Regions from separate parts of the Homo sapiens genome. Here region 1 is linked to region 2. A link is a contact called in ENCODE POLR2A ChIA-PET data. All regions are on one chromosome and are shown on one strand. The core of a region is the stretch at or near the end of the contact, and the rest is flanking DNA. Distances in the headings are between cores, read along the strand shown. Region 1 has its middle 22 kb from the start of NARS2. Region 2 overlaps GAB2 (GRB2 associated binding protein 2).

Region 1 (4,186 bases), core at 1,317-3,816, 330 kb after region 2:
CAGCTTCCGTTGCAGGTAGGTGTGGTCATGTAACAGTCAACTGTGTTCTGGTAAATAGAATATAGCACAAGTGGTTTGTGTAATTTCTTGAAACTGTCTTTACAAAATTGTATCAGAGAGAAAATTATGTCAATGGGGGAGATCTGATCTAGTCAACCCCCGTCTTGCCTTTATTTTAGCCTTTGGGCTGCCTTTGATTATTCCTGGGCTGGCTTTGGGAGACATCTAGTTTAAAGTTTAAGTGAAAATAACCCTTCCCCCAAAACTCAACCACCTTTATAAAGCTGAGAGGTCACCAGGCTAGGAGGATAGAGGACCCTGAATTTTACTAAGGTGTAGACATAAATGACTGCCAGCCATTATTCCAGAGGTCATGAGATTTGCAACCTCCCCAGTTGCTCCTGCAGATAACGTCACTATTGTAGAACCTAAGATTGGCCTTTTGAAATATCCTCTCAGGTTTCCTGCATGTCTGACACGTGTGACCCCATCAGGATCCACAGACCAATGGTGGCTCCATCTGGACCTACCCACTGCTCCTGTCCCACCCAGAAGCCACTTAGCATGCTGGAGGGTCATTCCTGACACGCCTATGATTGTACCCCTGAGCCAATCAGCAGCCACCCTCACCCCTTCTACCTTTGAAAAACCCTAGCCTCTGAATTCTTGGGAAGACTGATTTGGGTAATAATAAAACTCCAGTCCCCCATTCAGCCAGCTCTTCATGAATTAAATTCTTTCTCCACTGCAATTCCCTTGCCTTGGTAAATTGACTCTATCTGGGCAGTGGGCAATAAGAACTCATTAGGCAGCTGCATTCTAGGAAGAATCATTAAAGGGAGGGTTTATCACTAAGAGTGAGGATGGAGAAAGATGTAAATGATTGAAAGAGAGAAAAGCCATGAAAGTATTATCTAGGAGGGTAGAAGAGTGAACAAACTGGAGAAATGTGTTATGATTATTAGGCAGCATTAGGAATTTCTCTTGGAAGTTAGTGGCCATGATGGAAGGACTATTTAACAGGCTATTTTATGCGAGTTGGTTGACATGGAGGAAAAAACATTTTTTTTTCCTCTGCTTTCATGCCACAGCAATCAACAAAGAAGACTTCTGTGACCTCTGGTTGTTAGAGTAGTTAGCGAGGCAGACGTGAGCAGGTCAGGAGAGGCCCCCTAACCAACCCCCAGGAATGTCAGGCGACCATCACGTGATCGTCAGGCGGTTGTTAAACTGTCTCTCTAAAATGATAATTGGTCACAGCTGGCATCAGCGGACGACCGTCTCCCAAAAGATAGAAAACATCTTGAGCTGGTGATCAGCAGCTTCCACATAAGATCTCAGGAGTTGGGCAAGTGGGCTTGAGTATGTGCTCTAACCGGCAAAATATCAGATGTATGACCTTCCTTTGGGGGTGTTAGACTGGTAAAATAAAATCGCCCCTACAGAGCATGTGCACAACCTCAGTAAATGCACTATGCATGTGGTCACCCCCTTGAGTGCTGACTGACACCTCGCATGCAGCGGTTGAACAACAGCCCACCCCAAGGGAAAAATTAAGGGAGGAGAAAGTAAAGCCCCCAAACCATGCCAACGTATAAAACCCCAAGTCAAGGACCAAATGGGGTACTTGGATCTCTCAAGTTGCCCGCTTGTCCCTCTTCCAAGTGTACTTTGCTTCCTTTTGCTCCTTTTCTAAAACATTTTTTTTTTTAATTTGAGAGGTTTTATTAGATGGTGGGAGTTTGAAGCTTTTAATTTTTTCTAATTTTTTTTTACAATGAACACATACAGCTTCTGTAATCGTTAAAGTAGTCATTTTAAAATGAATGATGGATTTTTAGAAAATTTTTTCTTAAGCACCTACAGTGAACTAGGTACTGTTTTTGATGTTTGTTCACATCGCTGCATGGAGCTTAATGTTCTAGCATGGATGGAGACGATAAATAATGCTCCCTACACATAATAAACACATTATTAGGATATTAGAATCCACTGAGAACATGGAGAAAAGAAAAAGTAAAGTAGAGCAAGGGGGGTTGGGAGTGCTCAGTGGGGTGGGAGTGCAGATTGCAGAATGGGCTTCATTGAGGAAAAAGCAGGAAGTCAGGAGTTGGCCCTGGGCATGTTCCAGGTAGAGGAAGCAGTGGGTGCAAAGGCCCTAAGGAGGAAACACAGCTGGGGTGTTCCAGCCACAGCCAGGAGTCTGTGCTGGAGCAGTGATTGGGAAGGTCAGGTCCACAGGAAAACATGACACTTCTTGGTTTAGATGATTAAGAAAGGTTGCCTTGTTTTCTTCCTGTCTACCTGATTTGTTCTGTTTCTTCTGCAGTTAAAGGACACTTACTCCCCCCACCCCCAACACACACACACACACACACACACACACACACACACACAAAATACATACATTAGGCCTCTAGTACCATATTAATTTGCTAGGGCTGCCATAACGAATTAGGCAAAGAGAAAGAGCTGAAAACAACAGAAATGTATTGTTTTACAGGTCTGTCGGCTAGAAGTACAAAATCAAGTTAGGGCCATGCTCCCTGTGAGACACGTCAGCAGGAAACCTTGCTTGGCTCTTCCTAGCTTCTGGTGGTTGTTGGCAATCCTCAGCGTTCCTGGGCCGCAGCTGCATTCCTCCAATCTCTGCTTCCATCATCACCTGGCATTCTCACTGTGTGTCTGTGTCTTTACTTCGGTATCTTCCCTCTCCTTTTTTTTTTTAAAGGCAAATGAAGAAAGTATTTATTTATACTAACACAGTATAAAGCAATTAATCCTCGCTGTTAGCCATAATTAAATTCCTCAAAACGAAGAATTTCAACTTGTGAGCTGGAGCAAATCTCCCTCTATGGCTTCCTGGGGAGGGCAGGCATCTTCTCCGGCTCCTCTCTGCACTGCCACACTGGGCTGGTGCTACTCTGTTCCTATTGATTCCAAAGAGTTCCTCAAGGTGAGAGACTGGTGAATTGACTTTGCAAGTTTTTTTTTTTTTTTAAATTATACTTTAAATTCTGGGATACATGTGCAGAATATGCAGGTTTGTTACATAGGAATACATATGCCATGGTGGTTTGCTGCACCCATAACCTGTCATCTACATTAGGTATTTCTCCTAATGCTATCCCTCCCCTAGCACCCCCCACCCCAAACAGGCCCCGGTGTGTGATGTTCCCCTCCCTGTGTCCATGTGTTCTCCTTGTTCAACTCTCACTTATGAGTGAGAACATGCGGTGTTTGGTTTTCTGTTCCTGTGTTAGTTTGCTGAGAATGATGGTTTTCAGCTTCATCCATGTCCCTGCAAAGAACATGAACTCATCCTTTTTTATGGCTGCATAGTATTCCTGGTGTATATGTGTCACATTTTCCTTATCCAGTCTATCACTGATGGGCATTTGGGTTGGTTCCAAGTCTTTGCTATTGTGAACAGTGCCACAATAAACATACATGTGCATGTGTCTTTATAGCAGAATCATTTATTATCCTTTGGATATATACCCAGTAATGGGATTGCTGGGTCAAATAGTATTTCTGGTTCTAGATCCTTGAGGAATCACCACCGTGTCTTCCACAATGGTTGAACTAATTTACGCTCCCACCAACAGTGTAAAAGCGTTTCTATTTCTCCACATCCTCTTCAGCATATTGTTTCCTGACTTTTTAATGATTGCCATTCTAACTGGCATGAGATGGTATCTCATTGTGGTTTTGATATGCATTTCTCTAATGACCAGTGATGGTGAGCATTTTTTCATATTTTTGTTGGCTACGTAAATGTCTTCTTTTGAGAAGTGTCTGTTCATATCCTTCACCCACTTTTTTGGGGTTTTTTCTTGTAAATTTGTTTAAGTTCCTTATAGATTCTGGATATTAGCCCTTTGTCAGATGGATAGATTGCAAGTTTTCTCCCATTCTGTAGGTTGCCTGTTCACCCTGATGATAGTTTCTTTTGCTGTGCAGAAGCTCTTTAGTTTAATTAGATCCCATTTGTCCATTTTGGCTTTTGTTCCCATTGCTTTTGGTGTTTTAGTCATGAAGACTTTGCCCATGCCTATGTCCTGAATGGTATTGCCTAGGTTTTCTTCTAGGGTTTTTATGATTTTAGGTCTTATGTTTAAGTCTTTAATCCATCTTGAGTTAATTTTTGTATAAGATGTAAGGAAGGGGTCCAGTTTTAGTTTTC
Region 2 (4,157 bases), core at 142-2,641:
CCACCATAACCATCAACATCATTTAAAACACAAAAGTCAGGAAACTTCGATTTTAATTCTAGCCTGGCCAGTCAGCTGCATGATCTTGAACAAATTAGTTGCCCTCTCTTCACCTCTAGACACTCTGTCATTTGAGCAGTTTGGAACTAAATGCTCTCTAAGGACGCTTTGAGATCTCGTATTCTAGAAGTTTCTCATTCTATGAAATCTATTCCCTTCTGTCTTGGCTGAGTGTTCTTGCTAATAATGATTCACTAGCCATGAAGAATTTTGTTCACTGACCTCATCCATAAAAGGGCCGAGGAGGTAGCAAATAAAAGCAAACAATAAACAAATGGTAGATGTGTAAAATAAACTTCAGGTCTTTGGCAGGCTCTATCTCTTCAGCCTAGTTAGTATATCATCTCTTTTGAGCTTTTCTTCATTTTTTTGTTTTTCATTGTACTTTATACCATGTTAAAGTACATGTTATATGTTTCAATATACAGAATTTCAGGTATCTCACACTTTGTCACCTATGAGTAAGATGAGAATGTTTTTAAAGCTTTCTGTTCTCCCCAACAGTGAATTTCTCAAAATGAAAATATCTGGAAATAAGTCAGAATTTTTAAAAAGAATTTTGTGTAACTATTTACAATTTATAACCAAACACTGTAACTAAAACATTCAGCCAGGCATGGTGGCTCATGCCTATAATCTCAGCATTTTGGGAGGCTGAGGCAGGTGGATAACCTGAGGTCAGGAGTTTGAGACCAGGTTGACCAACATGGTGAAACCCCATCTCTACTAAAAATACAAAAATTTGCCGGGTGTGGTGGCGCATGCTTGTAATCCCAGCTACTTGAGAGGCTGAGGTGAGAGGATCACTTGAACCTGAGTGGTGGAGGCTGCAGTGAGCCAAGATTACACCACTGCACTCCAGCCTGGGTGACAGAGCGAGACTCCATCTCAAAAAAAAAAAAAAAAAAAAAAAATCATGTGGATATTTACTGGGCAGCTACTCTGTGGCTACTAATACGGTGATCTAAAGAGGAATAAGACGCGTCCTTACCCTTGTCTCCCATGCATCTCCTCCCCCAATCCCAATCCCAAACTGTGCTCCAGCCTTCCAGCCTCAATAAACTGTCTCCAGCTCTCTAGGCCTTGGGGCACTTAAAATAGCAGCCCAGGCACAAAAGAAGACAAACTTGAATTTACTGAGAAAATCCCATATTGACCAGGAATACCCGGAGTTGATTAAAACTTACATTTCTATCACTGGCCAGATGGGGGCTTGATGTTGAAACCAAATTCAGAATTAAAAAATTAAATATTTTCACACTTGAGGTTAACCCCCAATTTTTTATCTGGTAGTTATATCTTGGCACGGAGCCAGGCACGGTTCAGTTAAAAGCAGGTAAATCTTGCTGAAAACTGAGAAGCCCAGAACCTCTTAGAAGCAGACATAGAGGAGGCAGAGAGAATCACTAAGAGGAGTTCCAAGGCTGGTTTGGCAGAGAGAACAAAAACTGGAGAACATAACAAGGCTCAGGAGTCCACTGAAAGCAGGTCCATGTCTTATGCTCTTCTCTAACCCCTGTCCACTGGCAAAAGCAGGTTCTGAGTGGTAAGGGCACTGAATACGTGAACACAGAAACAGAAACTGAGGCATCACTAGAAATGTGGGCAGTAGAATCCAAGAGGAGGAAGAAGCATGTTCTGGGAAAAGAGAAGCAGATTTTTTTCAGTAATGCAGGCAGAGAGACCACATGCAACCCAGAAGCCTTCCAGTGGGCAGGCGGGCTCCAGCCACTGGTCTGAGGTGTGGTAAGACTCTGGTCTATGAGAAGTGGCTACATAAAAGCAGGACAGGGTCCACTCCTGGGTGGGATCTGACACTACAGGCAGGTTATCAGGGCAAAGACTGAGACACTGGAAAATTAGCCAAGATCCCAGGGCTAACCATAGCTAGCACACAAGAGCAGGGCTAGGAACAAAAGATCCTACAGCACTGGCTTTATGCTGGGATGCAGGGGGCCTGGACTTAATGGTAGAGTTCAGAGGCCCCTGGCCATGAGTACAGAAGCAGAAGCTGGCAACCAGTTAGTCCTGACACACGTATCACCTCTAGATCACTATTTCCCAGACTCTTCCATTTCATGGACAGGTGAAAACACTGCCTCTTTGTTTATACACTTGTGCACTTTTAGAAATGGACACATGGGGCGGCCAATTTTTAATAATGTCAAATATGGAAAACTACCATTTACTAAGACTGTCACTTCACACACACGAGAACACTAACATACATGCACAAAGAGAATCTCTGAATAGGCCAGGTGCGGTGGCTCACACCTGTAATCCCAGCACTTTGGGAGGTCGAGGCGGGTAGATGACGAGGTCAGGAGATCGAGACCATCCTGGCTAACATGGTGAAACCCCGTCGCTACTAAAAATACAAAAAATTAGCCGGGTGCAGTGGCAGGCACCTGTAGTCCCAGCTACTCGGGAGGCTGAGGCAGAAGAATGGCATGAACCTGGGAGGCAGAGTTTGCAGTGAGCCAACATCGCACCACTGCACTCCAGCCTGGGTGATAGAGCGAGACTCCGTCTCAAAAAAAAAAAAAAAAAAAAAAAAGAGTCTCTGAATAAAGGGAAGTCTTAAAATCTGATTACATTTAGTTTTATGAACATGGATTGTATCTTCCTCATGTTTTCATATTTTTATGGACTGATAAAAATTTCTGTAGCGCAGCCCTGCAGGTCCCTGTTTTGAAACATCTGCTGCGGACCAGTATCCTCACATTGTGTGCCAGCCTTCCCAAGCAACCAGTGGGGAGAAGGAAGGGTGGGCAGTTGAGTGCAGCTTGTATCACTTGACCCTCTCCTCTGCTATACTCAAAGTGGCTCCCTCTCAATTGTTTCATAAATTATTCTGTTTCATGTGAGATTTGGTTAAAAAGCAATGCTTTAAAAAAGGTTTGGAAATCACTCCTAGTTTACTGTTGAAGAAACTGAGATAAATCGTAACAAAGCTGAAATTTAAAACCAGAACTCTGTTTCCCAGCACAGATCCTAGAGAGAGAAGACTGTATCTACTGATTTTGTAGAGTTCTGAATCCTACGTAGCGCTACACATAACCGGATGTTTAATCGTAATCAAGATCTTCAGAGGTCCAAGGTGACCTTACCACTAAATACAAAGTTCTAATTCTACCTCTAGCCCAATATTAGAGTTAGACTGGGCTTTGGAATCCAGTCAGGGACCAATTCAACAATCATTTATTATCCTCTTTTAATAGGGATAAGCAGAAGCACTCAACCAAAAAAGTAGGGGGGATCTTATGAGATGTTTGGGAGCCATTCAAAGCTTCTGGCGCTGTGGAGTTGGGACGAGATGCTCCCAAGTCTAACAGTCTTTGGGTTTTGGCAGGTAACACTAGACTATCTATGCTGGCTGGCTGGGGTGGTGAGGGGGAGTGTCTGGTATTTAAAAAAAAAAAAAAAAAAGGCAGAAATAAGGATGAAGACTTAGAACGAAGAGAATAGGGTCAGGTTTCTCCCTGTCTCCTTTTCCTCCTTCAGAGGATTTGGAATTCCCTGAAGTTGGTCAAGGTTGGAGTTTGTTCTAGGACAACACAGAAACATTTGCGAGGATTTTATGGAGCTCATGTCTGAACTCACGGCCTGTTCTGTGGATGACTAGAACCAGCTGTAAATGAAAAATGACAAGCAAGAGATGGAGGAGGAAGGCCTGATATTTCAGGGTTATTTAAAATAACCTTTTTTTCTTTCTTTTTTTTTTAAAGGAATTAGAATTTCAGATCTGGCTGGAAACTGGTCTGGATATTTATTTTCCTCATTGTCTCAGTGGAAAAAAAGGGTGGGTGATTCAGACAGCAGCCTCCGCCTCTGGGCTGGAGCCTGGGTCAGTCTCCACTCTGTTCTTTCTTCCTTGAGAGAGGAGTCTCAGCCTGGGGAGAAGATGCATATTACCGCCCACATTTGCTTTTGGCTTCCAACAAGGGTTCCCCAGAGGAGTTGGTCTGATTTCAGTTAATAAAACAAAACCCAAAAGGTCAGGGAGGGAATGAGGGAGGAAAAGGCCCTCCCAGGGATGAGAAGACAGAAAGAGTAAGGTCTCTGAGCAAGGCTTCTCCCTGGCTCTCTGTCTCTCT

The links. ChIA-PET counts read pairs that join two places held with the same protein, here RNA polymerase II (POLR2A).
Region 1: POLR2A ChIA-PET joins it to region 2 with 16 read pairs in Panc1. The contact joins two enhancer-like sites. POLR2A ChIA-PET finds 5 or more read pairs at or near these places in 3 of 52 experiments (A549, BJ and Panc1).

Annotation. Positions count from the first base shown.
Region 1 is chr11:78,594,450-78,598,635 of GRCh38, forward strand. No RefSeq gene overlaps it. Among named protein-coding and RNA genes, the nearest start is that of NARS2, 22 kb to the left of the region's middle. Within about 2 kb of position 2,567, at least 4 of the 41 ENCODE cell types and tissues checked have a DNase peak (open chromatin) inside an H3K27ac peak, as active enhancers do.
Region 2 is chr11:78,265,265-78,269,421 of GRCh38, forward strand. All of the region lies in intron 2 of GAB2 (GRB2 associated binding protein 2), which reads right to left. Among named protein-coding and RNA genes, the nearest start is that of USP35, 78 kb to the left of the region's middle. Within about 2 kb of position 1,392, at least 3 of the 41 ENCODE cell types and tissues checked have a DNase peak (open chromatin) inside an H3K27ac peak, as active enhancers do.